Regions from separate parts of the Mus musculus genome. Here regions 1, 2, 3, 4, 5 and 6 are each linked to region 7. The links are chromatin loops, found by intact Hi-C in ENCODE. Cell type or tissue: heart. All regions are shown on one strand. Region 1 overlaps Stk3 (serine/threonine kinase 3). Region 2 overlaps Stk3 (serine/threonine kinase 3). Region 3 overlaps Stk3 (serine/threonine kinase 3). Region 4 overlaps Stk3 (serine/threonine kinase 3). Region 5 overlaps Stk3 (serine/threonine kinase 3). Region 6 holds the start of Vps13b (vacuolar protein sorting 13B). Region 7 holds the start of Stk3 (serine/threonine kinase 3).

Region 1 (4,000 bases), 180 kb before region 7:
GTCCTGACAGAGGCTAACAGAATCACAGGAGGAACAAGGTCCAGCCAGAGACAGCTAGAACATCTAACACCAGAGATTTCCACATGGCGAAAGGCAAACATAAGAACCTTACTAACACCACACACCTATGGTCACTTGATCTTTGACAAGGGAGCTAAAACCATCCAGTGGAAAAAAGACAGCATTTTCAACAAATAGTGCTGGCTAAGCTGGAAGTTATCATGTAGAAGAATGAGAATTGATCCATTCCTATCTCCTTGTAAAAAGCTCAAGTCTAAGTTGATCAAAGACGTCCACATAGAACCAGAGACACTGAAATTAATAGAGGAGAAAGTGGGGAAAAGCTTCGAAGATATGGGCACAGAGGAAAAATTCCTAAACAGAACAGCAATGGCTTGTGCTATAAGATCAAGAATCAACAAATGGGACCTCATAAAATTGCAAAGCTTCTGTAAGGCAAAAGACACTGTCGATAAGACAAAAAGGCCTCTGGAAATCAGTCTGGTAGTTTCTCAGAAAATTGGACATAGTACTACCTGAAGATTCAGCAATACCTCTCCTGGGCATATATCCAGAAGATGATCCAACTTGTAATAAGGACACATGCTCCACTATGTTCATAGCAACCTTATTTATAATAGGCAGAAGCTGGAAAGAACCCAGATGTCCCTCAACAAAAATGGATACAGAAAATGTGGTACATCTACACAACGGAGTACTACTCAGCTATTAAAAGCAATAAATTTATGAAATTCTTAGGCAAATGGATGGATCTGGAGGATATCATCCTGACTGAAGTAACACAATCACAAAAGAAGTCACTAGATATGCACTCTATGATAAGTGGATATTAGCCCAGAAACTTAGAATACCCAAGATACAATTTGCAAAACATGAAATTCAAAAAGAAAGAAGACCAAAGTATGAATACTTCATTCCTTCTTAGAACAGGGAACAAAATACCCATGGAAGGAGTTACAGAGACAAAGTTCAGAGCTGAGAGGGAAGGAAGGACCATCCAGAGACTGCCCCACACGGGGATCCATCTCATAAACAGCCACCAAAAACAGACACTATTGCATATGCCAGCAAGATTTTGCTGACAGGACCCTGATATATCTGTCTCCTTTGAGGCTATGCCAGTGTCTGGCAAACACAGAAGTGGATGCTCATAGTCAACTATTGGATGGAACACAGGGTCCCCAATGGAGGAGCTAGAGAAAGTACCCAAGGATCTAAAGGGGTCTGCAACTCTAGAGGAGGGACAATAATATTAACTAACAGTACCCCCAGAGCTCGTGTCACTAGCTGCATATGTAGCAGAAGATGGCCTAGTCAGCTATCAATTGGAGGAGCGGATCTTGGTCTTGAGAAGATTATATGCCCCAGTACAGGGCAATGCCAGGGCCAAGAAGGGCGGTGGGTGGGTTGGGGAGCAGGGCAGGTGGGAGGGTATAGGGGACATTGGTATAGCATTTGAAATGTAAATGAAGAAAATGTCTAAGAAAAAAAAGAAAAGGTAGACATAACAACAGAAACTGAGGAAATTCAAAAAGTCATCACATCCACCTACAAAAGCCTACACTCAACAAAACTGGAAAAGCTGGATGAAGTGGACAATTCTCTAGACAGATGCCAAGTGCCAAAGTTAAATCAACATCAGATAAACGATCTAAACAGTCACATAACCCCTAAAGAAGTAAAAGCAGTCATTAAAAGTCTTCCAACCAGTGTGGACACTTTGCCCCTTCTTAGAATTGGGAACAAAACACCCATGGAAGGAGTTACAGAGACAAAATTTGGAGCTGAGATGAAAGGATGGACCATCTAGAGACTGCCATATCCAGGGATCCACCCCATAATCAGCATCCAAACGCTGACACCATTGCATACACTAGCAAGATTTTGCTGAAAGGACCCAGATAGAGCTGTCTCTTGTGAGACTATGCCGGTGCCTGGCAAACACAGAAGTGGATGCTCACAGTCAGCTATTGGATGGATCACAGGGCCCCCAATGGAGGAGCTAGAGAAAATACCCAAGGAGCTAAAGGGATCTGCAACCCTATAGGTGGAACAACAATATGAACTAACCAATACCCCCCCAGAGCTCGTGTCTCTAGCTGCATATGAATCAGAAGATGGCCTAGTTGGCCATCAGTGGAAAGAGAGGCCCATTGGTGGTGCAAACTTTATGTGCCTCAGTACAGGGCCAAGAAGTGGGAGTGGGTGGGTGGGGGAGCATGTGGGGAACTTTTGGGATAGCATTGGAAATGTAAATGAAATAAATACCCAATTTAAAAAAAAAAAGAAAAGTAAAACACAACTTTTTCAATCAAGGAAAAAAAAAAAGTCTTCCAACCAAAAAGAGCCCAGGACCACAAGGGTTTAGCACAGAAGTCTATCAGACCTTCAAAGAAGGCCTAATACTAATACTCTTCAAACTATTCCAAAATATAGAAACAGAAGGTACCCTACCCAATTCGTTCTATGAAGGTACAATTATGCTTATACCTAAACCACACAAAGACCCAACAAATAAAGAGAACTTCAGACCAATCTCCCTTATGAACATTGATGCAAAAATATTCAATAAAATTCTTGCCAACAGAATCCAAAAACACAACAAAATGATCATTCACCACTATCAAGTAAGCTTCATCCTAGGGATGCAGGGATGGTTCAATATACGAAAATCCATTACGGCAATCCATTATATAAACAAAGTTAAAGAAAAACTGCATGATCATTTCACTAGATGCTGAAAAAGCATTTGACAAAATTCAGCATCCCTTCATGTTAAAAGACTTGGAAAGATCAGGAATTCAAGGCCCATACCTAAACATAGTAAAAGCAATATACAGCAAACCAGTAGCCAACATCAAACTAAATGGAGAGAAGCTTGAAGCATTTCCACTAAAATCAGGGACTAGTCAAGGTTGCCTCCAATCTCTCTATCTATTCAATATAGTACTGGAAGTTCTAGCCAAAGCAATTTGACAACAAAAGGAGATCAAGGGGATACAAATTGGAAAGGAAGAAGTGAAAATATCATTATTTGTAGATGACATGATGGTATACTTAAGTGACTCTAAAAGTTCTACCAGAGTATTCCTACAGCTGATAAACAACTTCAGCAAAGTGGCTGGATATGAAATTAACTCAAACAAATCAGTACCTTTCCTATACTAAAATGATAAATGGGCTGAGAAAGAAATTAGGGAAACAACACCCTTCACAATAGTTAAAAACAATATAAAATATCTTGGTGTGACTCTAACCAAGCATGTCAAAGATCTATACAATAAGAACTTCACGTCTCTGAAGAAAGAATTCGAAGATGACCTCAGAAGATGGAAAGGTCTCTCACGCCCATGGATTGGCAAGATTAATATTATTAAAAATGGCCACCTTGTCAAAAGCAATCTACAGATTCAATGCAATCCCCATTAAAATTCCAAATCAATTCTTCATAGAGTTAGAAAGAACTATTCTCAAATTCATTTGGAATAAGAAAAAAACCAGGATTGAGAAAACTACTCTCAACAATAAAAGAACTTCTTGGGGACTCTTCACCCCTGATCTCAAGCTGTACTACAGAGCAATAAGTGATTAAAACTGCATAGTATTAGTACAGTGATAGGCAGGTAGATCAATGGAATAGACACACCTATGCTCACTTGACCTTTGACACAGGAGCTAAAACCATTCAGTGGAAAAAAGACAACATTTTCAACAAATGGTGCTGGCTCAACTGGTGGTCAGCATGTAGAAGAACACAAATTGATTCATTCTTATCTCCCTGTACAAAGCTCAATTCCAAGTGGATCAAGGACCTTCATATAGAACCAGATACCCGGAAACAAAGAAAAGAGTGGGGAAGAACCTTGAACACATAGGCACAGGGGAAAACAGAACTGAACAGAACACCAGTGGCTTATCTCTAAGATCAAGAATGGACAAATGGAACCTCATAAAATTGCAAAGCTTCTATAAGGCAAAA
Region 2 (4,000 bases), 73 kb before region 7:
CCTGGCAAATTTAAAAAGAATTTCATTGTACAAAAACAAAAAGATGGTTTTGATAGGCTTTAGTCCTCTGGTTACTTTTGTTTCTGGAGTCATATGATTAGTATAATAATATGATACATTTAATATGTCACCATGTATATGGTTTTGATAAAAAATGCACCCACCAACTTGTCTCAAGGGCAAATGCATAAATGATTTTAAAATAAACAGAAATCCTTAATGCTTTTAGTCAGTAAAAGCCAATGCAAGTGAAGTTTTTAACTTTATACAAAGCTAGGAATTTCCATTTCTAAAAATGAGTCAAAGTTAACTCATCTTCATTTAATCATCGATCCATATGAAACACTGTATCAATTACTTATTACTTATGTACTTATTACTGTTAGCTCACAAGGATACTACAAGTCATTGTGGTAGTGAAATCTAAAATTTTATTACAAACTATCATACTAAGTTTTACTCACAACACGATTCTGCATAGGATCTTTTTAAAAATATATGTGTGTGTATGTGTGTGTGAGTGTGTGAATGCATGTATGTGTATAGGAGTTAACATAGGTCAAAGTATTGGATCCCCTGGAAGTGAAATTATAGAGAGTTGTGAACAGCCATGTGTACTGAGAACTGAGCTCAGGCCCTCTGCAAGAACAAATGCTCTTAGCTGCTTTAGCCAACATTCTAGTCCCCTTGCATAAGATCTTTAAAACTGACCAAGAGCTAGCAAGATGGGTAAAGCCCCTTGTTGCACAAGCCTGAGTCTGATGCCCAGAACCCGTGGTGGAAGGCAAGAACCATCTGACAAGTTATCCTCTGACCGCCATATGCTTACGGCTGAACATCACCTCGACTCACTACACACCATACACAAACACATATGTCATTAAACAAACAGGTCAGAATGCAATAATATAATCTTTAAGAGGCCTTGAATGGCACTGGCTCCAAATGGCCGACTTCTGGCATTGATCTCACTACACTGTTGTCCCATCCAGGGAAGCTTCACAGCTGACATAACTAACCTGACACTTGAAGAGTGGACAAAGTTTATCAAGTGACCAAGGAGAGGAAAAAATACTATTGAATGCAAGGGTGACTGGCATAAAAACATATAAAGCCACCAGCCTAAGTGCCATCCACAGCATCAAAAGTTTTAAAGTGTGGTACCATAAAGGTGAAAAAAAAAGTCGGTTACAAAAAGCAGACAAAAACCAAAAACAATAGAACTGTAGGTCATCACAGCAGGCAAACTAAGACATAAAGACATTTACTGCATGTTTCCTCTAATTCCAAAAAGTGAAAATTAAAAAGAGATGCCAGGAGCTGGGAAGATGGCTCATGAGTAAAGGCACTGGCCACTGGGCCTGGAGCTTTGAGTCTAGTCCTCTGAGCCCACATGGTATTATAATGGAGGAAGAAAAACTGATTCCCCAAAGCTGTCCTCTGACTGCCACAGCATGGCATGCATACACACAGACGCATAAAACAAACATTTTAAATAAAGAAACATAATGTGATTAAAGTGCATTATGTGTACGTATGAAAATACCCCAATGACAGTCATTATCTTCTAATCTACACAAAACAGTAACACACCCACGTGCATATACGTGCACACACACACCTGTGCGCACACACACATGCACATACATGTATAGTTCAGTATCAGCAACTAGTGTTTTGAGTTTTGTCTTTTTCTGAAATATATAGCACATGGGAAAACATAACAAATGGGAAGGCAGATGTTTCACATCCTAACAAATGCTCTTTGGAGTACAAGAACCAAAAGAAATAATAGTTTATAGTAACAGTAAAAGTTGCTGCAGTAAAAGCAGCTTAAATTCTGAGGGAGAGTTCCATAGTGCAATTAACAGTAAACACCTTTAGCAAAATTAGGAAAACTTGAGAAGCAGAAATATACCAGTTGAGTCAATACTAAAGCCCATCTGTCTGCTTCCACAACTGAAACTGTTATACCCAAGCCATAAAAATAGTTCATGAAACCACCTCAGACACATCTAGAAAACTGAACATACCAACTGGGGATGGAGCTAAAACAGAGACTAACATGCACAAGGCTGTGGGTTTGTTTCCTGACACTGGAGGGGAGAACTGGGAGAAATGATGCCTAACGACTCAAGAAGTCCCACTTCTCTGAACGGAGTCAATGACCATTAAAAATAACAAACAAAGCAATACACATGTACAATAGTTTTGGAGCTTTAATTTTATTGGTCAAAAACCAGAACAGGAACTAATTTTATCCAAGAGAATGGAAAATATATAATCATTCCATTACACTCTGTGTGTGTTGTCATTATTTTCCATTTGTTTTAAAGCTATGACTTACAAAACCCAAAACTCAATCTTGACTCCAGGGGGACACAAATAAAAAGAAAGGTATCACTCTCTATACAAAACGCGCACTCTACCATGATTTAATATGAAATGCCCAAAAGGACTTGTACTGAAGGCTTGGTGCACAGCTGGGGTTACTACCTAGAGGTCACTAGATCCTCAGTCTGTCCAGCAGTAGGCTGGACAGACTGATGGTGGAATGGGCTATTAGATGGTGTGGCAGCTGTGGGGCAGGACTTGGAGGGACATGTGATGCCCTGCTCTTCCGTTCATCCATCTGTCTGTCCATCCAACTATAGCCTTGAGATGAGCAGCTTTGCTCCCCACAGCCTCCTATTATGATCCTCTGCCTTGTCACAGCAAAGCAAGCAAGGGATCCAGCTGAACTCCATGTACCAAATTAGCCTTCCTGCTTTAACTTCTGGTGTTCTAGAACCATGATGAAAAGCTAACATTCTCCTCAACCCCTAGTACACAAATGAACTCATTGCAGTGCCTCTGATTAAGAAAACTGCTATAAACAGAGAGGCTGGGAAGCACAAATACAACACTGGACTTTAATGCCATGAGTAGACTCTCCAGAAGAATTCACTTACTACTGAATAGGAGCAACTGGCTCTTTGTGAAATATCAACCTTCCTCTATTGTAAGGGAAGAAGTTAGGAGCGCAACCTCTTTGACAATCAGCGTCACCAGGCACTTCTATCAAAATTTAGCTTTCATTATGGAAGCTATTTTTGAGGGGCTTTTAAAATTTTTTTAATTCTTAGTGTATTTTAGGGAACGTTTTGTTTTGAAACTATGCAAAAAAAAAAAAAAAAAAAAAAAAGTTCTTTTTGGCCAGTCTAGCACACTGAGCTTCTACTAACACATTCTGATCCCCTTATAAGGCAGTCACTTTGCCATCTGCAGTCCATCATAGCCACAAGGTAAGTCAGCTACCACATCACAGTCCAAATGCTCACAGTGACTGCCCATTCTGAAGCACTGAGGGGCAGGACCATCATTCTTTACCACTGGATCTCTAACTGACAGCTAGAAGCCAGGCTGTTGGCAGCCATCTTGTAACTGTGGACAAAGACTTGGGCAAAGCTGACATTAATATGGAGGTATCACAACAAACTCTACTCATTCTTTCAACCCTAAGTCAAGTCACATACAGTACTAATTTTACAAAGAATTAGCACTTGCACTTAGGAGACAGTGACAGGTAGATCTCCCACAGTTCAAGATCAGTCTAGTCTAGATTACGAGCTCTAGGCCAGCCAGGTCTCTGTAGTAGACTCTGCCTTTGAATGAATGAATGAATGAATGAAGTGGTTCTCTATAACTTACAGTTACAGACCAACAGTTCAAACTGACATAGTACCTAGAAGCTAGCATGAAAGCGAGGAGAAGACCCTAGAAAAGAGGTTTGTGTGTATAAAGAACTAACTCCAGAAATGCTAATGGTTATTGTGAATCTATAATAATATAAAAGTTCTGAACTGACTCCAATTTTCTGCCTCTAACCAAAAAGAATGTAATATTTGGGGCTAGTGAAAGTATAATAAAACTGTCTTTTATAAGATGCATGAGGATTCTTTAAAGTCTCTTTTTGGCCACTTTGTCTATTCTGGCCAAACTACATGTTTACTTCAAATGA
Region 3 (4,000 bases), 260 kb before region 7:
AGAGTGCATCGAATCTCACTTTGCATCTACACACTGCCCTGCCAGGAGACTGTGGTCGTGAGTGGAAACTTGGGGATCAGAATGTGAGCTCTGGTTTGAATAATACACATTAATATGAAGTAGTTTTACTAGTAAATCTTTACATTTTATTTTACAGGATGAAATTTCAGCTTACTCTTTAAAAAGTCCATTTTAATAAGGATTAAGGGGAAATGCATCTGTAATTAGGAAGCAAATGAGAGCCATGCTGTTGGGTTATCTCTGCTGGAATAATAATAACGCAGCTATGCAATACAGAAGTCAACGTGCTCCTGAGGAACTTTCCATGTACAAGTGGCTGGAATATTTTGTTGTTTAAGGAATCGTCTACGCACTGTTTTGTATTCTCAGATAACACTATGTGATCCCCAGTCCCGAGTGATACAGCAGACCAAGCCCTACGTGCCTAACACCTGGAATGAACAGAAGCAGTGAGCAAGAATAGTGTAAAAAAGATGTTCCTTGCCTTTTTTATTTCAGAAGAGGTACAAAACCAAAATAGACAAAATTAAATTTGCTAAGAAACTATTGTTAAACAGAATCATATTCCTTAAAGCCGGTTCACACACACTGCCCTCTCTGGCTATCAGTGTTCTCTTTCAGTTCCACTGGCCCATTTTCTATTAGGGACATTCACACGAGAAAACTTTATCAGCTCCTTCTCTTTTGCCAGAGTGTGTCATGTGTGAGAGGCCCCGAGGCCCACCATCATCAAGCACAGTCTCTGTATCCTCAGCACCTCACTGAAGCCCAGCTGCAGTGCTGACAGGCATGGCTCTGGCTATTGCTTTCTTCCTGCAGATGTGTTAACTGCCTCATTTCATCATCCTCACTACAAAGCCTGCTGCCAGACTGTCCTCTTTCTCACAGTCCACAATGGCTGTCATGTCAGCAGCTGCACCAGGCTATGCTGCTCAAAAAAGGAAGCACTCTTAAATATGAAGGCATCTGTGGGTTTTGTTAACTACCTTCCAATTTTTCAGTCACCCCAAACTGTTTTTCACTGATCTTTTTGCATTCTAAATTATAACAATACCAAACAGGGCACGTGACTCTGCCAGGATGATGGCAGTGGATTTTTCTCTTTCCCTGGGAAATCTCTGCTCTGATCATTCAAATGAGACACTGTTTAGTGGCTCCTAAAGGAGTGGGCTTCTTAGCTAGCTTAGAGCAGAGTGAATAACCTGCTACTATTTTTCGAAAGGCTTTTAAGTCTCATTAAGAAAGTTACTACTGGAAGCCAGTAGAAAGAAGTAAAATTAAACACTCCAACATTACCTGAATTGTATGGAGTGAGTTCTGAGTGAGCAATCCTCAACAGGGTGGAGGTGAGGTCAAACACAGGAGGTGCACACATTTGTGAAGGATGGATACCTCCAGCTGATCGCTGGCTCTTGAGTAGTTAGGAAGACGGGTCCCTTTCAGATTAATGGTTTGTGGAACCGAAGAACATGAAGCCACTGTGCTCCACAGACATGAGCAATTGTTTACTGAAGCCCCCCTCACAACGACAAGGTTTCACTCGGCCTCCATGAGAACATTATGTCTTTGGCTAGCCAGCACCCTCTGCTGCCCATAGTTGGTGCTGCACATCTTCCACCTTTAAGAGAGAAGACCTGCTTTTCTATTTTTAAATTTCACCTTTTTTTTTTTTTTAATTTAGCATTATGTGTTTTGAAACTCTTGTCTAGACCAGAAAGGAATCACCAATAGCATTGATGGGCTGTGTGTAAGGCAGTAAACTATGTATGGATAAGTTTGGCAACTAGGGACTAATAAGCTGTTTCAAGGCTTCAGTGAGAAAGTATCCCTCAGAACGTGTTGGACACTCCCTGGGGAGCCGAGTGAGTGAAAAGACCTGGACGGCATTCGGCTATTTAATGTTTTCAGGCTAGCTCTACAGGAGATATTCTTTTATATGGATTCATGTTACTATGGATATGTCTATACAATGCAGTAGTTACATGAATCAACTGCTTGCCTCCAGCAGACACTGTAATCTTACCTAAGGCAACAGTTTTGTGAAACAGTAAAATACTATAACTTTTGAAAGTTTACAGTTTTAGAAACACCAGAGTTTATTTGAACATTCAGGAGGCTGGAGAGATGGCTCAGCAACCGACACTGGCCGCTCTTCCAGGGTCCCTAGGTTCCATTTCTAGCACCCATAGGACAGATTACAACCCCTGCAACTCCAGTTCCAGAGGATCCCACATCCTCTTGTGGCCTTGATGGGCACTGCACACATATGATTTACACACAGACATGCAGGCAGAACAAGTATTTTATACATAAAATAATCTTTAAAAATGTTAACTTCTCAAGACATGTAGTTATTGAAAGGTAGCCAGAATCTGAACATAGTTAAGGTTAATAACAAAGATACACGGTTTCCACCATAGCGAATGTTTCCATTAGAGGGTTTCACAAAGGCTGTAAATTAGATTCAGTTGTTTTTTTGTTTTTTGTTTTTTTTTTCTTCAGAATGTCAATGGCTCTTAAGTCTAAACAAAATGAATCAATCCATGGCTTCTTCACATCCTAGTGTTTACTCACAGAACCACACAGCGAGGAGATGACAAGTTTATAAATACTTATTTTACAGATACTATTAATGAAGATTAGAATGATTAAGTAACTTCCAGAGATAATTCAATATCCTCAAATGTTTGATTAGATTGGGTCTGCCATCATGAGGGGAGGCAGCAGGGCTTTACTGCATAGCCTGGCATGCTCTTGAACTCAGCAATCCTCCTGTCTGAACCTCTGACTGCAGGAATTACAGGCATGAGTCCGCGTGCCTTTATGCTCTCTATGCTCTGCTCTACAAAGTAAGAGTGACTTTTTTTTTTTTTAAATAAATGCACAGAATTTTACGCTAGAAAATTCAGTTTCACTTTATTTTTGCCTTAACTACAATAAATAATTTAAAATTAATCACTATTGCTAAACTAGCAAAAACACACATAAGGATATAATAAAATCAGAATGTGAAAATTTACAGAAAACAGAGTAAGAACAAGTACATATTATAAAATCCACATTGAGTTGGCAAAATGGCCTAAACATTATAAGATTAAATCAATGACCACACAAAGCACTTAGCATTTTTATAATTCTTTAATTTTGTAAAGTGCTTTCAAAAGTTTATTATTTTTTTATAATTCCTAGGAGAGCACAGGGTGACATAATAGCCTTTTAAAAGACTGAACAAGAATGTTTCTAAAAGGACCATGAAAATAAGCCATTGCCTGGAATAAAGGAAGATATCTCGTAATTCAAATAGCAACACAAAGCTCCAAATTCCTTTTAAATATGAAGCAGTGTCACTTCCCACTGTGTCCCAGCCACATGCCTCACTGGCGTTAGCAGACGACTGCAACCTCCCTGCTTACCTGACAACTGCCTTGGTGTGCTATTCTTCAAAAACTGAAGTACATTTTTTTTCTTGTGTACCATCTAGCTCTCTATTTTATCCTTTACATCAGCAAGAAATACTTTTAGTACCTCACATTTAAAATAAACATATCAAGAAAACGGGGACTGAAGAGCTAGCTGTCTTGGGGGTCGAGAGCTGGCTGAGCTTCCAGAGGACTTGGGTCTATTTTCCAGCAACCCGTGGTTGCTCACAACTGTAGCTAAATCCTGTTCCAGGGGATCCCATGACCTCTTCTGGCTTCTATAGGCACTGAACATAAGTGGTGCATAGATACACATGCAAGCAAAAAAATTGTACATTTAAAATAATAAAATAATTTTTAAAATTTTAAGAAAAACAACTATAGGGCTGGGCGTGAGTGATGGACACCTGGAATTCTGCCCCAGGAGACTGAGATGGGAGTGTACATTCTCTCAGTCTGCATCACAATCAATCAATCAATCAATCAATCAATCCAGCAACCAGTCAATCAAATCAATCTGCCTTCAATCCCACCCACAATTTCAACTGCCACAACGCTGT
Region 4 (4,000 bases), 190 kb before region 7:
TTAAAAGAGTGCTAGGAAACTAAAGGTAAGTTGGAGAAAAAGATTGAAAAGAGGCTGGAATAAGGTCAGAATTGAGAGTCAGCCATCAGGGTAATTAACGCCCATGCAAAAGCAGGTTAAGTATTAGCAGAAATTTTACAAGCCAAATTTGAAAGAAATCATGAGGGGAAAACCAGTAATCTGAAAATCTTTTGAACAAATTTAATGATTCAAAAATAACTTCAACATGTTGGACCTAAAGAGACCAAACTGACTCTAAAAAGTGTGTGTGTGTGTGTGTACCTGCAGGATCACAGTGGGTCTGAATAAATTGAAGAAAAATAGTATAGATATTACTAGTTATTTATAAGCAAAAGTGATGTGATGGATCTTGCAACTTTAACACCCAGTGAAAGAATCAAAAACTAATTTTTTGTGTGGTAAAAGAGCTGATGACATCACCATGGCCTGTATAGTGCAAGGTCCTTGAGGTGGAGCAGTCAAAGGTCGTGGAGTATTTCCCTCCCTCGTATCTGGACAACTGATTCTGGTACTGTGATGGTTTGAATAGGAAGTGGCCCCCACTAGCTCACAGCTAGAAGCACTGTTTGGGGGAGGTTATGGAACGTTGACACAGAGAGCCTTGGTAGGATAAATCTATCATTTCCATTTCACTGTCTCTGCTTCCTGAGTGATGACATGGGAGCTGCAGCTGACTGTCCTGGTTGCCACAGCCCTGCCTATCTCGTCACTATGCTATCTCCTAGAACATGACTCACAGTAAACTTTCATTCACAGTCACTTTTTAGGTCATGGTATTTTACTGTAACAACAGAAAAGTAACTAGTTCATGGATTCATTGAATTCATTGATAATGACATACTAACATCCTATCAAAAATATGAAATTAGTTCAGCTAGAAGAGGCAAAAATTCAAAAGGTACTACTATAAATTTGCTTAAACATCCCCAGTTACTGAGGAACCACTCCAATTACTGCCCCAGAGCAAGGGGAGACTGAAGTGACGCTATGGAACAAATCAGGGAATCCCACTTAACATAAAGAAAGGACGGCATTGCCATTCATGTTACACAGAGCCTTGTCTGCTGCTTCCATGCACAGCAGGGCCACTAACAGACAGCTAAATCTGGTCTCACTAATTCGGTGTTCAGCGCACCTGTGCTTACTACTGAGAAAACAGAGACTATTCTCCTTCAAAGAGCAGTTCTTAAGCACTTTTTCTATGTCTAAGCTTGTAAAACAATATAAACAACAAACAAACAAACACTATAGCTTACAAAACAGTATAAATCCAGTCACTCAGTATTATTAAGACTTGTGGTACCTGAAACTATGCACTAAGAACCCTCTTCTCGCTGTTATTAGTAGGCGGTCCTTCTACTTCAATGCAAGCACACCAGCCCAGCAGCATATATACCTGCTGCCTTTGACACACCTGTCTTTAACAAACAGAAACTTGATGAATCCCAAACTTTTTACATGTTAGCAGGCATGTCTTAAAATTATATCAAAGCTTTCAGAAACCTCAGAAGTCATAAAAGACTTGTTCATCAGTAAAACAAGCGTAATGGTGAGAAGCCGTGTGGGCAGAACTTCAGAGGTTCATAATGCAAGATTGTACAAGTTCTTGGCATTATACTAAAAGTTTCCAAACAAGAGATTATTCCCATCCCCTATGCATGGTGCTGATGTACAACAGAATAAATTAAATGGTAAAAGTAACCCTAACTATGGCTTTTACTTTTCTCTCTCACAGCCAAAAAGCTGTCAAAAGGTTAGTAAAATATAAAAGAAGCTTACAAAATCAGATGTTTTAGAATAATAGTTTTGACGATTCTATTGCTATAAGCAATTTAGAAAATGTCCACAAGAGGGCACCACAGAAAAAAAGAATACAATTTCATTACCCAATAGGCTCATACAAAAGGTTAGTATTACATTAACTCAGTACCTTTACCAGAAATAGACGGGTAGTCATTTATAACTTCTAACCAAGACATTTAGGACTATTATCATGACTGTGATGCCATTATAATTTAATAAAAGCTATTATATTTTATAAAAACACTTTATACTTCTCAAGGAAAATAGATGTTTTCAGCATTTGGCAATTTTCAGAATAATTTAAAAATAATAGATAAAGCTAAAAAAATAGTTTAATAGTAAATATACATATGATTGTATTCTAAATGGATTTTATATGAATTAAGATATATCTTATGTCCCTAGAACAAATATTAAGAGCTAATCTGTCATGAAAAATTTCCTTTTTGATATTCCTTTGTAAAAATTTAATAATGCTTCATAGAAGAATACTACCTGCATACATTTAAAGTTGCTGCTATTAAATAATTTTAACAAATCAACTTCAGAAATATAAAGTGCAAAAGAAGCAGCTTAAATTCTAGGAAAAAGATTAATTAGGGTAACAAAAAAATAATTCTTCCAACCCAAATATTCACATTTCACTTAACCACTGCAGAAGAAAGATTTCAAATATCAACGTTCATAAATGAAGACTCAGGATGAGAATTCCTTATAGAAGATGCTCCAACCAGAGTGTTTCAGATTTTGTTAGAGTTTATAATATTTACTTAGATAGTTGGTATTTTAGAAAACTCAAATCTAAACATGGAATTTATCTATATGTAACTCCTTACAACATTACATTCAGACTTGTATTCACATGCTTTCTCCAACCCAGGTATGAAACTTTTCATTACGGAATATGCCAATACTCAAAATTCCAATTTTGGAAGGTTTTATAGAACTCAGATTCTTTTCCTGAGGAATGTTGAACATTCTGTGGTAATGATTATTTTATAGAGCTATTCTAAATGAGTAAAACGCAAATGAAATTATTATTGTTGTTGTTATTGTTAGAAATATGTATCAGTGCATTGAGACATATAGATCCTCTGTCCTTGACAAAGTTAAAATTACACAATTATAGTGAGACAAGGCTGATCCTATGCCACCATGTGCCATACCCAAACACCATTGGGAAAGAGCTGGTCTCCCAGGAGTGCTGACACACCTGTGAGCACAGATGAGACCACCACTTCTGCTCAAATTCCTGGCCAAGAGAGACCCTCCCAGAGCCATCAGGACTCAGGAACCAAAAAACAACTGGGGATAGCATCCTTTTGGTCTCGTTCTGCACCCAGGAGCTGACCCTGTGCCATAGCTCTCCATACCCAAAGTCCTCCCAGAAAGAACTGGTCTCTGAGGGGTACTGACACACAAGCTTGCAGGAGGGAAAGGCCACAGTCAGAGACAGCAAGAACAGCTAACACCAGAGATAATCAGATGGAGAGAGGCAAGACCAAGATTCCCAACTTAAAGAGCCTGTGAATATCTTCAACAAAATTATAGGAAAAAACTTCCCTAACCTAAAGAAAAAGATGACCATGAACATACAAGAAGCCTACAGAACTCCAAATAGATTGGACCAAAACAGAAATTCCCCTCATCACATAATACTCAAAACACCAAATGCACAAAACAAAGAAGAAATATTAAAAGCAGTAAAGAAAAGAGGTAGAGTAACATATAAAGGCAGACCTATCAGAATTACACCAGACTTCTCACCAGAGACTATGAAAGCTAGAAGATCCTGGACAGATAGGTGTCTTAAAGACCTTAAGAAAACATAAATGCCAGCTCAGGCTGCTATACCCATCAAAACTCTCAATTACCATAGATGGAGAAACAAAGATATTCCATGACAAAACCAAATTTACACAATATCTTTCCACAAATCCAGACCTACAAAGGATAATAGATGGAAAAAGCTAACACATGGAGGGAAGCTACACCCTAAAAAAAGCAAGAAAGTAATCTTCATTTAAAAAACCCAAAAGAAGATAGCCACATGAACATAGAAATAATGTCAAAAATAACAGGAAGTAACAATCATAACTCCTTAACATCAATGGACTTAGTTCCCCAATAAAAAGACATAGCCTAACAGACTGGATGTATAAACAGGACCCAGCTT
Region 5 (4,000 bases), 78 kb before region 7:
TGGCAACAGAAATGTACCGATTGCCACATTCACACTTCCTGCCTAGAAGCCCATGCTACACAAAGCAATCTACAGATTCAGTGTAATCTCAAGCAAAATCTCAGAGACATTAATGGAGAAACAAAGAAAATAATCTTAAACTTAATGGAGCCAAACTGGGTGATGGTTCCCACCTGTCAGCTCACAACTAAGGGGCTGAGGTGGGGTTGGCAGACCTTCAAACCCACCTGGACCAGCATGGGTGACAAAGAACAGTCTGAACAAAACAGAAGATTATAGTTTTTATCTGAAGTCTTACTATTTACTGTCGTAAGGAAGGGCATACAGGTGACTGGAATAGAATGCTGATCCCAGAAACAGCCCATGTTTAGCTAGTCACATGATCCCAACAAGGTTATCAAAACCATTTAATGGGGAAAAGAAGAATCTTTTCTAACACTGTATCAAAATATTAACCCAAATGTATTAAAGATTTAAATGTAAGACTAAATGCAAACAACTATTAGAAAAGAGAGACAGAGGAAGCTGGCAATTGGCAATGATTTTTCTGGATATAATTAAAAGGACACAAGTGCAAAAGAAAATACAATATTTTTTTAATCTCTGTATTAAGAGAGTTAAACTCCGTCCCCAAAATAGGAAAATGCAAGTATTTTTGTGATCAAACAATAATTTCCAAACTTTACAGAAAACTCCTAAAAGACAACAACAAAAGAAAAAATTAGAAATAGACAAAGGGCCAGAATAGGTACTTCCTTAAAGATAAACAGACTCCAGTTAAGGAGATGCTCAGCAGGTCAGTTAAGGAGATGCTCGGAAGGTCAGAACACGGAAGTCTCACATCCCGAGATTGACCTCGATTCAAATAAAAAGGCAGATTCAGGAGTATCCATTTCTGATCTTAGCATTCCTACAGGGAGGTGGGAGGTGGGAGACCAGGAATGAGCCAGAAGTTTCCAGGTCAGCAGGTCTGGAGTACACAGTGCAGCAAACACAAGAGGTACAGCCTCAGCAAGGTAAGACAGAACCAACTTACACAAACTGCATTCTGAGCGCCACAGTCACCAACACATCACAACCCCGTGAAGTATGCACATGCATGTACATGAAATAATAAAGGATAATAATTTAAAGGATATACAATGGCTATTAATCACATGAAAGATCTTCAAAATGCTAATTATGAAAATTAAAAGACTAGAGGAGAGCCACCACAATGAGATGCAACTTCAGTTTATTTTTATAGGATTATTGTTAATTGTCCAAAGTAAAAAATGTTAACAACGATGGAAGAAATTGAAACCTTTGTGTGCTATTAGAGGGAAGGAGAATAGTAAGGCTGCTTTGGAAAACAATATGGCAATTCCTAAAAAAAATTAAAGTTACTTTTTCAATCTAGGGATTCCACTTCTCAGAAATCAAGATCCTTGGCTGTTTTCATGACAACATTATTCGCATAACTAGAAGGAATGCAAAGCTCAAGGTCCAGTGACAGACTCATGGACAAGCAAAAGGGTGCTAATGTGTATGTGTTGGCTTCCTGCCCTAGAACAAAATAACTGAGAAATTTAACACAGAATGAGAAAGGTACAGGCCAAGACCAACAGCAGCAAGCCAAGAGACTGTGCTAGGACAACAAAATGATGACATCATAAGCCAGGCATAAAGGAAGAACGAGGACCACAAGGGCTCAAAATGCCTAACGACCTATTGACCTCAAGGCCCTACCTCACCACCTTCTGTAACACCACCCACAGGCCTGAGTCATTAATTCATCGACCAGAAGGCTGCTTATCCAAACCATGACAACAGATATTACTGTGTCGTACAAGGAAGAAACCTCTGTGATTCACTGCAAGGTTTTGCTTTTGTCTGCTTGCAATGAGATCATTGATCTATGCCCATGGCTCTTCTACCCTTCTACATGAATGGTTTGCAGTCACACTCAGAAAATAAGAGATAAGAGTCTCATTTGTGTCTGCTCTCTATAAACTCTAGATCATGGCCCCAAGTGGAGTAGCATAACTCACTGTGAAATTATGGAAGAAGAGCACAGAAGGAGTAGGAGGGAAAAGAGGGAGAGTAAGAGATGTGTAACTCAATGTGGCAGAAAACATGACAATGCAAAAGATTTCTGGCCTCCACTGGCACATGTGCACTTGCATATTCTCCCCCTCCAATATAATTAAAACACTGATGGTCTACCTGCATTGGGTGCCGACCTAATAAAGGTAGAGTGGGTAGACCCCTGAAACTATCTTCATTATTGTCCAGTCAGTAAGAACTTCCTCACACTCCTCTACGAGTCACACTGTTCCTCTTCATTTCATATCATCCTCTAATCAAATACAATACAGTTTCTAACCCCTCAGCGTCTAGACATAAGCAGGGCTTGATTTTAGACTGTGTGACAGAGTATTATTTTAACAACTCACTTGAGTGTTGACAATCAAAAGAATATTTGAATAAAGTTAATGGTATGTTCCCAAAGGAGACTGTTATAGAACAATGAAAACCCACGCAACAATGTAATTCACAAAGCTGAATGAAGAAGTCCAAATGGTGAGCCAAAGAAGTCTATGAATCTGCACATAAAGCATAAAGAAATCAAACCCTGGCTGCATGGTCAGCAGCACGTACCCTAGTCCAGTGGAAACGGTGTCATCTGATGGTGTCCATATGTTTCCAAACTTGCATCCTGAATATCTGAATGTGTCATGAGCTTTGAACCTAAGATATACTGTGGTTTCTGCCTCTTTACTACATTTTAATAAAAGAGGTTTGGGTTTGGTTGGGTTGGGTTTGGTTGTTGTTTGTTTGTTTTTTGTTGTTTTTAACATAAACAACCTCTGTTACTCAGGAGTCTTTCATCATTTTGCTAGAAGTTTCAGAATACAAAATGGAAATAAATGGTGAATTTGTACAATTCTAGACAGGGAAGCATTCTTTACACTTAGTAGTTTTCGTGTCAACTTCTCAGACTTCCCACATTATGTTTGCTTTAAAAAAAAAAAAAAGCTCAACATCCTGAAAGGAAATGTGTGCCCCTCCCTTTGTCTACCAGAGACAATGTAGGCCAAGGCATTAGCATTGTACCCCAGGAATGCTAGGAAAGGAAAAGGGCTGAAAGATGGTTCTATCCAGAAAGGAGACTTATCTCCCAAGAAGATATCTCACACAGTGCTGACAACTGACATGAGCGCCTAGGAGCCTAGACAATGGCAGATCATGGGAAGACCACGCCTTGACCAATTCTACTTAGTTAAGCAAACATCTTGCCTATATTTAAGTTCCTGAGCCTCTTTCTTTGTTCCTCTTCCTCTGCATCTGCAGTGAAGGCACCTCCTCTCTCTGATTCTCACTGTTAGCTGTGTCTTAATCAGTCTACTGAGAGCAAGTGGCCAAGCTTAGGTTTTTATCCTAACAACCTCAGTAACATTACATTTTAGTATATTTTTAAATAAAATATCTAAAAGTATAAGGGTCACTAAGTGTCTGCCAGTCCATTCTTGTGTACATACATACATGAGTTGGGCACAAGCAAAGGTCTCTGTCTGGCATCTTCCATAAAGAAGCTGGTGTGCCACATTTCAACAGCAAAAGCTGCTTTACTTTTGATTGCAATTGCCAAAAGTTCCTACGCCCCTCCCCCAAAAATAATCATTTTAAGCTGGGGTTGGTAGTGTAAAACTCAATCCCAGCATTCAGGAGACAGAGGAATGTGGATTTTGGTGAGCTCAAGGCTAGCCTGGTCTACAAAGTGAATTCCAGGACAGCCAGGCCTGTTATATGAAGAAAACCCATATCAAAAACAAACAAACAGAAAAAAATTATTGTAAACACTTTCCACAATAGGGGCATGACATTATCTTAATTTTTGATTTTACATTATTAAATAAAAGTTACATCAGACCATTATTTTAGACTGAGCTCCTATACTAGTCACCAAGAACACAGATTAAAACCCAAATGGAGTCAGTATAATAAAATCCAAGTCACA
Region 6 (4,000 bases), 220 kb after region 7:
AATTTGCCTCATGGTCTTTCAGAAGAGACTTCAAAAATATATTGTGTTTATGTATATTGCCTTAGAAAAGATGTGAGAGGTTTGGAGAGATGGCTCAGTGGTTAAGAGCATTGACTGCTCTTCTGAAGGTCCTGAGTTCAAATCCCAGCAACCACATGGTGGCTCACAACCATCCATAATGAGACCTGCTGCCCTCTTCAGGGGTGTCTGAAGATAGCTACAGTGTACTTACATATAATAAATAAATAAATCTTAAAAAAGATGTGAGAACAGAGGATCTTTGGAGAAGCCTACTCATTTGACAAACAATAATAATACAAATGAATTAAACTTACTTTGATTATAGAACAACACTCATGGGTTGAAAATGATTAACTTTTAGTAAACAAACAAATTGTATCCAGATAATGTTTTTAGGCTAGGGATTTGGCACCTTTTTTCTGGATATAAAAGAAAAACTTCATGTTTAGCACTCTATATATTATTTTAAGCATCTGAGTAACATCCTGATAGTGTTTTATTAGATTGTCACACATGTATAGATTTATGGGAATTTTAATATTAAAACTTCTCAGCCATGGATTCAACCTAGTTGCTGTTCAAGTATTTTGGGTAACAAGAAAAATGTTTATTTTGCTAATTAGGCTTTCATAACATTCACATTACATGGTCATTTATTAAGGCTTTTGAGGAAGCAGCTGCTGTGAATTAGCAATTGCTTGCTGTTTTTTCTGCCTGCGAAATCTAATTCATTATTTTCACTATTAAAATGAACTTTGGCAGTCTCACGAATACCATTTTCTATAGCAATCTCCAATTCTCTCAAGAAATAGTATTTTTTTTTAATTTCAAAAGTTTTATGAGTGGGCATTGAATAACCTATAAAGGAAAACTATTTTCAAGACACTATGTTTTCTTCAAAAGTTACCTAAAATTAAGAGAGGCTGGTTTAAAAAAAAAAAAAAGGCAGCATATCCCATGCTATTTCTATCCACTCAGTCTATTATCTTCTAAGGTAGATGTTTGAGTTATTGCTGTTAGCCCACAAGTTACCACTACTAACATCTATACATCTATTTCATCGTAACATAATCCACACTGTCCTTACCACTTATTTCACTTTTGGCTCAGGACTCTTATTTTCACATTCTCTCAGCTTTTTGGGGACCTCCATATTAGACGGTAGGCCAGTCCTCTCCATTCCATGCACCCTATGCACACTAACTAGGGGCTATTTCACCTCTGCTTTGAGAACGAGATTATGTACAGTATGGTTTAAGCTCACTCTTTTAAGCTGTTCACCCCTGATCTCAACTGTGTACCCACGTCCACTTTCCCGGCCTTGCAAAAAAACTTCAGCAGTAAATTTAAATCTTCCGCCTTTCTTAGCTCCTCCCACCTGTCTTTGACCTCCACCCTACCGAATCCCAGTTCCTCTTTCCAGTTCTTCCAGTAGCCACGGAAAACAACCGTTTCTCAATTTTCTGGGCTTGAAGAACGAAGGCTACTTCTCCCGCCTCCACGGCACCCTGCGTTCCTGCCGCCTCCGACTACTAAGCCTCTTGGGCAGTATTGGGTCACGTCCCGGCCATCGCCGTGTCCCTGCAGCGCCACTTCCGGATCGCCGGTGCTTCCACTTTACCGGTCCGCATCCCGCACCGAGCTCTTCGTAGAGTTAATTCCTAACCCAGAGCGGTGGCAGCGGGGATCCCGGCCTAGCCAAGCCGGAGTCGTCCCAGGCAGGCAGACGCGCGGGGTCCTTGTCCCCACCGCGGAAACCTGACGGACGGCGAAGCCCGCACACCCGGAAGTGGCGCGGAACGCGTGAGGCGTTTCCGCGGCGGACGCCAGGTACCCGGAGGAAGAGCGCACGCCGCCGCTCTGTGGCGTGTTTACCTTGGAGCGGGTGCGGCGGCGGCGGCAGCAGCGGGCCTGACGCCAGCTCGGTCCTATGGCCGGAGATCCGCCTGCGTTCCGGGAGTCGACCGCCTCTGGCTGGGCTGCGCTAGGGTAGGAGTGAAGCAGGACGTGCTGTCCTCCCACGCCCGGGGGCCGGCCGCCTCCAGCCTCTCTGCCTACTCCTCGTCAGGTGAGGCGCTCAGTTAGCGGGGAGCTCGCGCCCGGACCCGGAGGGCGGGCGGGCGATCCGGGAGAGCGGCCTTGCCAAGCTTCCTGAGAAGTGCATTTCCAGTTGCTGCCTGTCGATTCAGTTACTTACAAAATTTCCGTCTTTACCCTTTTCAGGATCTGACTTCGACGCTTAAATTTGAAGATGCTGGAGTCGTACGTAACTCCAATTTTAATGAGTTATGTGAATCGCTATATCAAGAACTTAAAACCTTCAGATCTCCAGCTTTCACTATGGGGTGGGGACGTGGTTCTCAGCAAACTCGAGTTAAAGTTGGACGTTCTGGAACAGGTAAGCAGTACAGCTGCCATCGGAACATCTTCGTCTTGATAGACATAGCCTGTCTAGTATGTTTTGAATGATAATAAATTTCCTGTTAGCGTGTTTTGCCTACTGTGTAGTTAGAGACTTCATTTTATAGAAAACAAACAAACAAACAAACAAACAAATACAAGGCTTTTTGCCTCGTAAGGGCTTATTCTGTTAGGATTCCCCAACATTTTTTCAGCCGATAGAAATTTCAGCTTGTTTACTCAGTTCTCAAGCACTGCCAAATATGCACACTCTTACAATGTCATATGAAACGGGGAAACATTACATGCTTGTTCTTCTTTTGGGTCAGTGGGCGAGTGTGAAAAACAGCAAGAGCACGCACATGTAAAGTTCTGTTCCTTTTACCAGGAGAAATGACATCACTCATGGATCCTCAGATTGACTAGACACAGGTTGAGAATGATGGTAAAACTGGAAACATCTTTACTAATCACTTTTTAAGGTTTTTTCTTTTTTTTTTTTTTTTTTTTTTTTGGTTTGGCATTGGAATGATCTGATGCAAATAACTCTGACTTCAAAGTTCACATACTCAATAATTCACTTACCACATTTATCAATGACATATGCCAAGTACTTCTCATATGCTTGAGCTATGTGTATACACATTATCTGCGGGAGCGCAAGAGCCAGAGAGCAGCTGCTTTGTAGGAGAGGCTTGAGCTGATGGGGGGGATGGTTATCAATACTTTTCATGGCGTACTCTTGTTATTGGATAATCCAGACAAAGCACTAAGAAAACCAGCTTTCCCCATTTTCTGCAAACGTTATTGGATGTCTTTGATATTTTCATTTTAGTTTTTAAAAATGAGAACAAATCCTAAGTATGATTGTTGAACTTTAAGTATGGAAATACCTGTGAATTCACCATCATGATGAAGGCAGGGGTGTCTCTAGCACCCTACAAGATGTACCTGTGTGCCCACCACACCAGACTCCCAAGACACTGCTGGTCTCATTTCTGCACTTTTGTGTTACTCAGATGAAGGACTGGACTTAGCACTGCCTGCATGCTGGCCAGGCCTTCTGCTGCTGAGCCGCATGCCATAGCAGTTAGATTTTCGTGAAGGAGGTGTTTGGGTTTTAACCTATTGAGCTTCAGGTAAATAGAAGTGATTTCTGCCTAGCAGCTACTGGTGCTTTCTTCTCCCTCCTCCTCCTCTTCCTTTTCCTCTTCTTCCTCCTCCTTTTCCTCTTCCTCCTCCTCCTCCTCCTCCTGCTGCTGCTGCTGTTTTGATGAACCCATAGTGCTGAGTCAGCAGCAGCTTGTTCTTTGTGTTGCTTTTGTATTCCATTTTGTAAGATGTCACAGTTTATCTGTTCTGTCAGTAGAACTTTCACTTCTTTATATTGCTGGCTATGAACATAATGTGTCTATGAACAATCTCTTGTGTGCATATTTATATACATAAGCATTAGTTTCCCTAAAGTATATCTAGGAGGTAGGCACATGTCTGATTTCAATATGTATTGTTAATAGTTTAACAGAGTGTATTAATTTACAGTCTTACTTATGGTTTTAAATATTTCCCAATTTTTCTC
Region 7 (4,000 bases):
TACTGCATAGAGTTGTTGTGAGGATAAACACTATTAATTTGGAAATGCTATAAAATAAAACACTGAGATACTAAGATATAAAAGATTAGCAGTCTGTATCTTTTGCTTATTGCAAATGTCTTCTTGTTGGGACACCAAGATAACGCACTAGATAAAGACACCGGCCACCAAGCCAGATCACCTGAGTTTAAGCCCCAGAACTCAGTGAAAGGAGAGAAACAACTCCTGTAAGCTGTGCTGACTTACACACACGTCATGGCCTGGGTTTACAGAAACACACACACATGAGGTGGAGGGCAGGGATACCAAATCAACAAAATGGAATTTTAAAAACAATCCCTTCCTGCACAGGAACTATATCCTAGTCCCAACTATTCCTGAGTCAAAGGCAGAAGGAGCTCTTAAACCCAGGCACTCAAGCCACACTGCACAACATATGAGGGGAAAAACAAAAGAACTAAAAGAATTGCATTTCTAGATTAAAATGAGTCTTTGAAGAAATGGAAATTTAAAATGTAAAGTTTTATGTGCAAGCATGGCTTTGTAAAGTATAAGTCACGATGGAATTGTCACCCACAACTTCTGATTGTCCAGGTTCACTAATGTCAAGTGCAGGCATTTTCTTACAGCTATAATGAAACTGATAATTTACAGTACAGCCAACCAGCACAGATCTTTTATTTCAATTCAGTCATTCCAGCTGGCCTATGCCATAGTCTCAAAGATCTCCCCTTTACTGCCCTTCCAAAACAGAAAGAAAAAAAAGTTTCAGGTTTTCTTCTGTTATTGTGGGGAAGGCGAGTATCCAGGGACTACCAGAGGAAAGACACCAATAACATGCTAGAATCTAACAACTGACTTGCTTCCAGGGCCCAGAAGGATAGCCTGTCCCTTCTGGGAAACTGTCCACATCCTCCCCTTTTTTGCATCTGAACAGATGGTTTCCAGAAACCAAGGCTCACATGTCTAATCACACAATTCACAACGGTTCTCAAAGTGCCTACCTTTTTAACGATTCCACCTCATGAGTCTAACACCTTACATCTAAATATCTCTAGATATTAGAGCACATGAAGACTTTAATCTTCACTATAGCACTCTCTTAGACAGTTTTGTAAATTATAAATGAAAGTGAGGTTAAATGTTTTACCCAGCGTCAAACAATTATTTTATTCATTCATGGAGAACAGGGAGAAGACATTATGAACGTTTATCAATGGACATTTAGTTTCCTAAGATGATTGAAATGATTAGTTCAAACATATTGTACACAGATGCATCCAATATGTCCATGATTAAACATAAACAATATATAGCATACCAAAGTATCACTGTTTTTATGTGCAAAACTATATGGGGGAGAGGTTCTAAGTTAACATTCCATCTATCTTGGATCCATAAATTCTTTAGAACTTTGGGGGGAGGGGGGAAACACCTGTCATTGCTGCACATCCATAATGTTTTACATTCTGCGTGGCTATTAATATACTTAATTCCTTAAACTGTAAATAAGCGATCTGTCTTCACAAAGTGAATGGTTATATTATTAAGAAGACTTGATCGAGAGAGAGAGAGAGAGAGAGAGAGAGAGAGAGAGTGTGAGAGAGAGAGAGAGAGAGAGAGAGAGAGAGAATAAGAGAAGCGTGCATTGATGTCCTTATCTCCAGGTTTCTGGAATTTACTACTCAAACCCTCCTAGCCACCAGAAGGGCCGGGAACCCAGCGAGGGCCACTCAATTTGCGGCGCACCAGGCCCTCAAGACGTCGGCACGGAGACTCGGCGTCCCCTCTGGGTCCCTGGCCTCGCAGAGGGACGGAGCCGAACGGTGGGCGCCTGGACCAGGCTGCGCTCAGCGCCGAGCAGGCGGGGACAGGGTCGCGGCGGCAGGCCGGGCCTAGTAGCCCCCGCCCCGCGCCGCTGCTTCCGTCCTCATCCCGCTCCCGCCGTCGTTACCTCTTGGACGCCGGCGGCTGCTCCATGGCGGCCGGTGGCAGAAAGAAGGGCCGAATGGACCGTGAAGGCCGTAGGGAGGAAAGGAGCCCGGGAGCAGCCGGCCGAACGCAAGGGATCACACCGGGAAACTCGAACCAACTTTCACGTAACTCCGCGGCGGATCTCCCTCCCGCTCCTCAACGCGGTTCCTCCCGGCCGCCCCGCCCCGCCCCTCGGCCGTGGCCTGCAGCTCCGAGCTGGTGGGAAGAGGCCGGCGCAGCGAGGGTGGGCGGGACGGAGCGCGGACAGGGAGGGTGGGCGGAGCGTGTCCCGGGAAAGTGGGCGGAACCTAGCGCGGTCCAGAAGAGTGGGCGGGCCCTAGCTCAGCCAGGGATAGTGAACAGGATGCGCCCTGGAAGGCGGGCGGGCCTTAGCAGGGCTAGGGAGGGTGGGCGGAGCGCAGCCCGGGAAGGGTGGGCGGGTCCAAGCGCTGGTGAGAGTAGTGGAGAAAGGCCACCAAAAGGAGTGCCCAGCTCAGAAAGAAGATGTCTTGCTACCAGAGTGAGACTTTGGCAACCCAAAAGCTACTGTGCTGGTGGAGGGGTGCTAGTCCACTAGAGATTTGACTCATTTCTCAGGATTCCCCAAGAATACATGCCAATCATCTTGTAAATCTGTTTGAAGTAAAACTGCCCTCACTTCCCTCTCTTGTCCTGTTTATAATTATTAGTTATTATTAGCTACGTTCCCCTGCCCCCCAAGCCAATTGGCATTTGTAACTATAGTAGTTGGGATACTTCTGGAAATTCTGGTTGATTTTGATTGTATACAAGCATAATAATTACAGTCCAATGACAGAAAATATTTACTGCAGTGATCTCTTGGTGCACAAATTTAGAACACCAGAGTCTTGCTGGATGCCCTGTTGGGTAACATGGAAAGCCCATGACTAGTTATAGTGCTTGGAAAAAGATACTAAAGGAATATCTTTCTTTTTTTCTTGGGTCCCCGACCCCGACAGCCCTAACCCCCATTGAACTTGACCCCTTACACATTCATTTGTCTACTATTTAACCATAAAATACACACACACATCTTCTCACAACTATACAAATGAGTTTGCTTATTTTTTTTTCTAGAATATTCTTTAAAACGAATTGGGCAAAGTTTTCTTAGAGGTTGGAGCCATGTGTATGAAGTCAATATTAGTCAAAATGAGTATCAACTGAAACTAAATAAGACACACACCTTGATATCTATTTCATCTACTCAGGACAATAGGAACAATAACAAAAACTAAGTGATTAAAATGTCAATACTGGGCCATGAGGGGGTTCTGTAAGCAAAGGCACTTGCCACACAATCCTGATGAGTCTACAAGTGTAAAGAGAGAACAGACTTTACAAAGTTGTCCTTGGCTTACACACACACACACCCTTGCCACATCTCTCTCACACATGCACACACTTCCACACCCTCATCATGCACACACACAGTAATGCCAGCCTTTATATATATGAGTATGCTGTAATTTTCCTCAGACATACCAGAAGACGGCATCAGATCCCACTACAAATGGTTGTGAGCCGCATGTGGTTGCTGGGAATTGAACTCACATCCTCTGGAACAGAAGTCAGTGCTCTTAACCATTGAACCCCAGTACCAGCTTTTAAAATGTCAGTACTGGGAATCACCACTGAAACTCTCCTGCCCACCTCGCATTCTCCTAACTTCCACATCAACCTCATTTTTTTCCTGTTTCAGCAGAAAGCATCTTGAGAAGTTCATCTCATGATTTTTTTTCAATTTATCAAACATTAAGATGGGCTCAGTTTATCATCCTTTACAATGGGTTCCTTGTCTTAGCAACTTTATCCTCCAGGAAGTCATCCCAGTCCAGCCAAGCACAGCAGTCAGTGGTGTTGGCGGCATATGCTTATGATTGGTGCTCTGTGCTGAACATTTTCTTCTCAGGCAGTCATCCAACCTAAATGTGAGTCATCTGAGAGCCAACCCATAGCATCCTCTCTCTCTGCTTGTCACCTAAGCAACAGCCTGACACATCCA

Evidence for each region. Peaks named below come from ENCODE experiments on the same cell type or tissue, not always from the same donor. Only the 100,000 strongest peaks of a DNase experiment are listed, where the experiment ranks them.
Region 1: it touches region 7 in a loop (2.2-fold over the local background); 2 of 42 quality-filtered maps call a loop at or near these places.
Region 2: it touches region 7 in a loop (2.1-fold over the local background); 5 of 42 quality-filtered maps call a loop at or near these places.
Region 3: a loop joins it to region 7, with 2.1 times the contacts of the local background. A loop is called at or near these places in 2 of 42 quality-filtered maps.
Region 4: it touches region 7 in a loop (2.0-fold over the local background); 2 of 42 quality-filtered maps call a loop at or near these places.
Region 5: a loop joins it to region 7, with 2.8 times the contacts of the local background. A loop is called at or near these places in 5 of 42 quality-filtered maps.
Region 6: it touches region 7 in a loop (10-fold over the local background); 2 of 42 quality-filtered maps call a loop at or near these places.

The regions. Positions count from the first base shown.
Region 1 is chr15:34,972,596-34,976,595 of GRCm38, forward strand. The region is part of intron 8 of Stk3 (serine/threonine kinase 3); the gene reads right to left. Among named protein-coding and RNA genes, the nearest start is that of Gm52204, 64 kb to the left of the region's middle. In heart, no CTCF peak of the experiment used is centred here; no DNase peak of the experiment used is centred here.
Region 2 is chr15:35,080,669-35,084,668 of GRCm38, forward strand. The region is part of intron 4 of Stk3 (serine/threonine kinase 3); the gene reads right to left. Among named protein-coding and RNA genes, the nearest start is that of Stk3, 73 kb to the right of the region's middle. In heart, no CTCF peak of the experiment used is centred here; no DNase peak of the experiment used is centred here.
Region 3 is chr15:34,889,999-34,893,998 of GRCm38, forward strand. All of the region lies in intron 10 of Stk3 (serine/threonine kinase 3), which reads right to left. Among named protein-coding and RNA genes, the nearest start is that of Gm52204, 18 kb to the right of the region's middle. In heart, a CTCF peak has its summit at 1,615 (motif pointing left); a DNase peak (open chromatin) is centred at 813.
Region 4 is chr15:34,966,899-34,970,898 of GRCm38, forward strand. All of the region lies in intron 8 of Stk3 (serine/threonine kinase 3), which reads right to left. Among named protein-coding and RNA genes, the nearest start is that of Gm52204, 59 kb to the left of the region's middle. In heart, a CTCF peak has its summit at 1,864 (motif pointing right); no DNase peak of the experiment used is centred here; H3K27ac peaks cover 478 bases.
Region 5 is chr15:35,075,373-35,079,372 of GRCm38, forward strand. The region is part of intron 4 of Stk3 (serine/threonine kinase 3); the gene reads right to left. Among named protein-coding and RNA genes, the nearest start is that of Stk3, 78 kb to the right of the region's middle. In heart, no CTCF peak of the experiment used is centred here; no DNase peak of the experiment used is centred here.
Region 6 is chr15:35,369,689-35,373,688 of GRCm38, forward strand. It overlaps Vps13b (vacuolar protein sorting 13B), which reads left to right and starts at 1,430. Exons shown (of 62, transcript NM_177151.4): 1 at 1,430-2,089; 2 at 2,245-2,419. The coding sequence starts at 2,273. LOC115488525 (a long non-coding RNA gene) reads right to left here. Exons shown (of 2, transcript XR_003951638.1): 1 at 3,007-4,000; 2 at 540-2,472. In heart, no CTCF peak of the experiment used is centred here; DNase peaks (open chromatin) are centred at 1,513 and 2,023; H3K4me3 peaks cover 1,962 bases; H3K27ac peaks cover 1,523 bases.
Region 7 is chr15:35,153,573-35,157,572 of GRCm38, forward strand. Stk3 (serine/threonine kinase 3) reads right to left here and starts at 2,234. Exons shown (of 11, transcript NM_019635.2): 1 at 1,955-2,234. The coding sequence starts at 1,980. In heart, no CTCF peak of the experiment used is centred here; a DNase peak (open chromatin) is centred at 2,259; H3K4me3 peaks cover 2,131 bases; H3K27ac peaks cover 1,412 bases.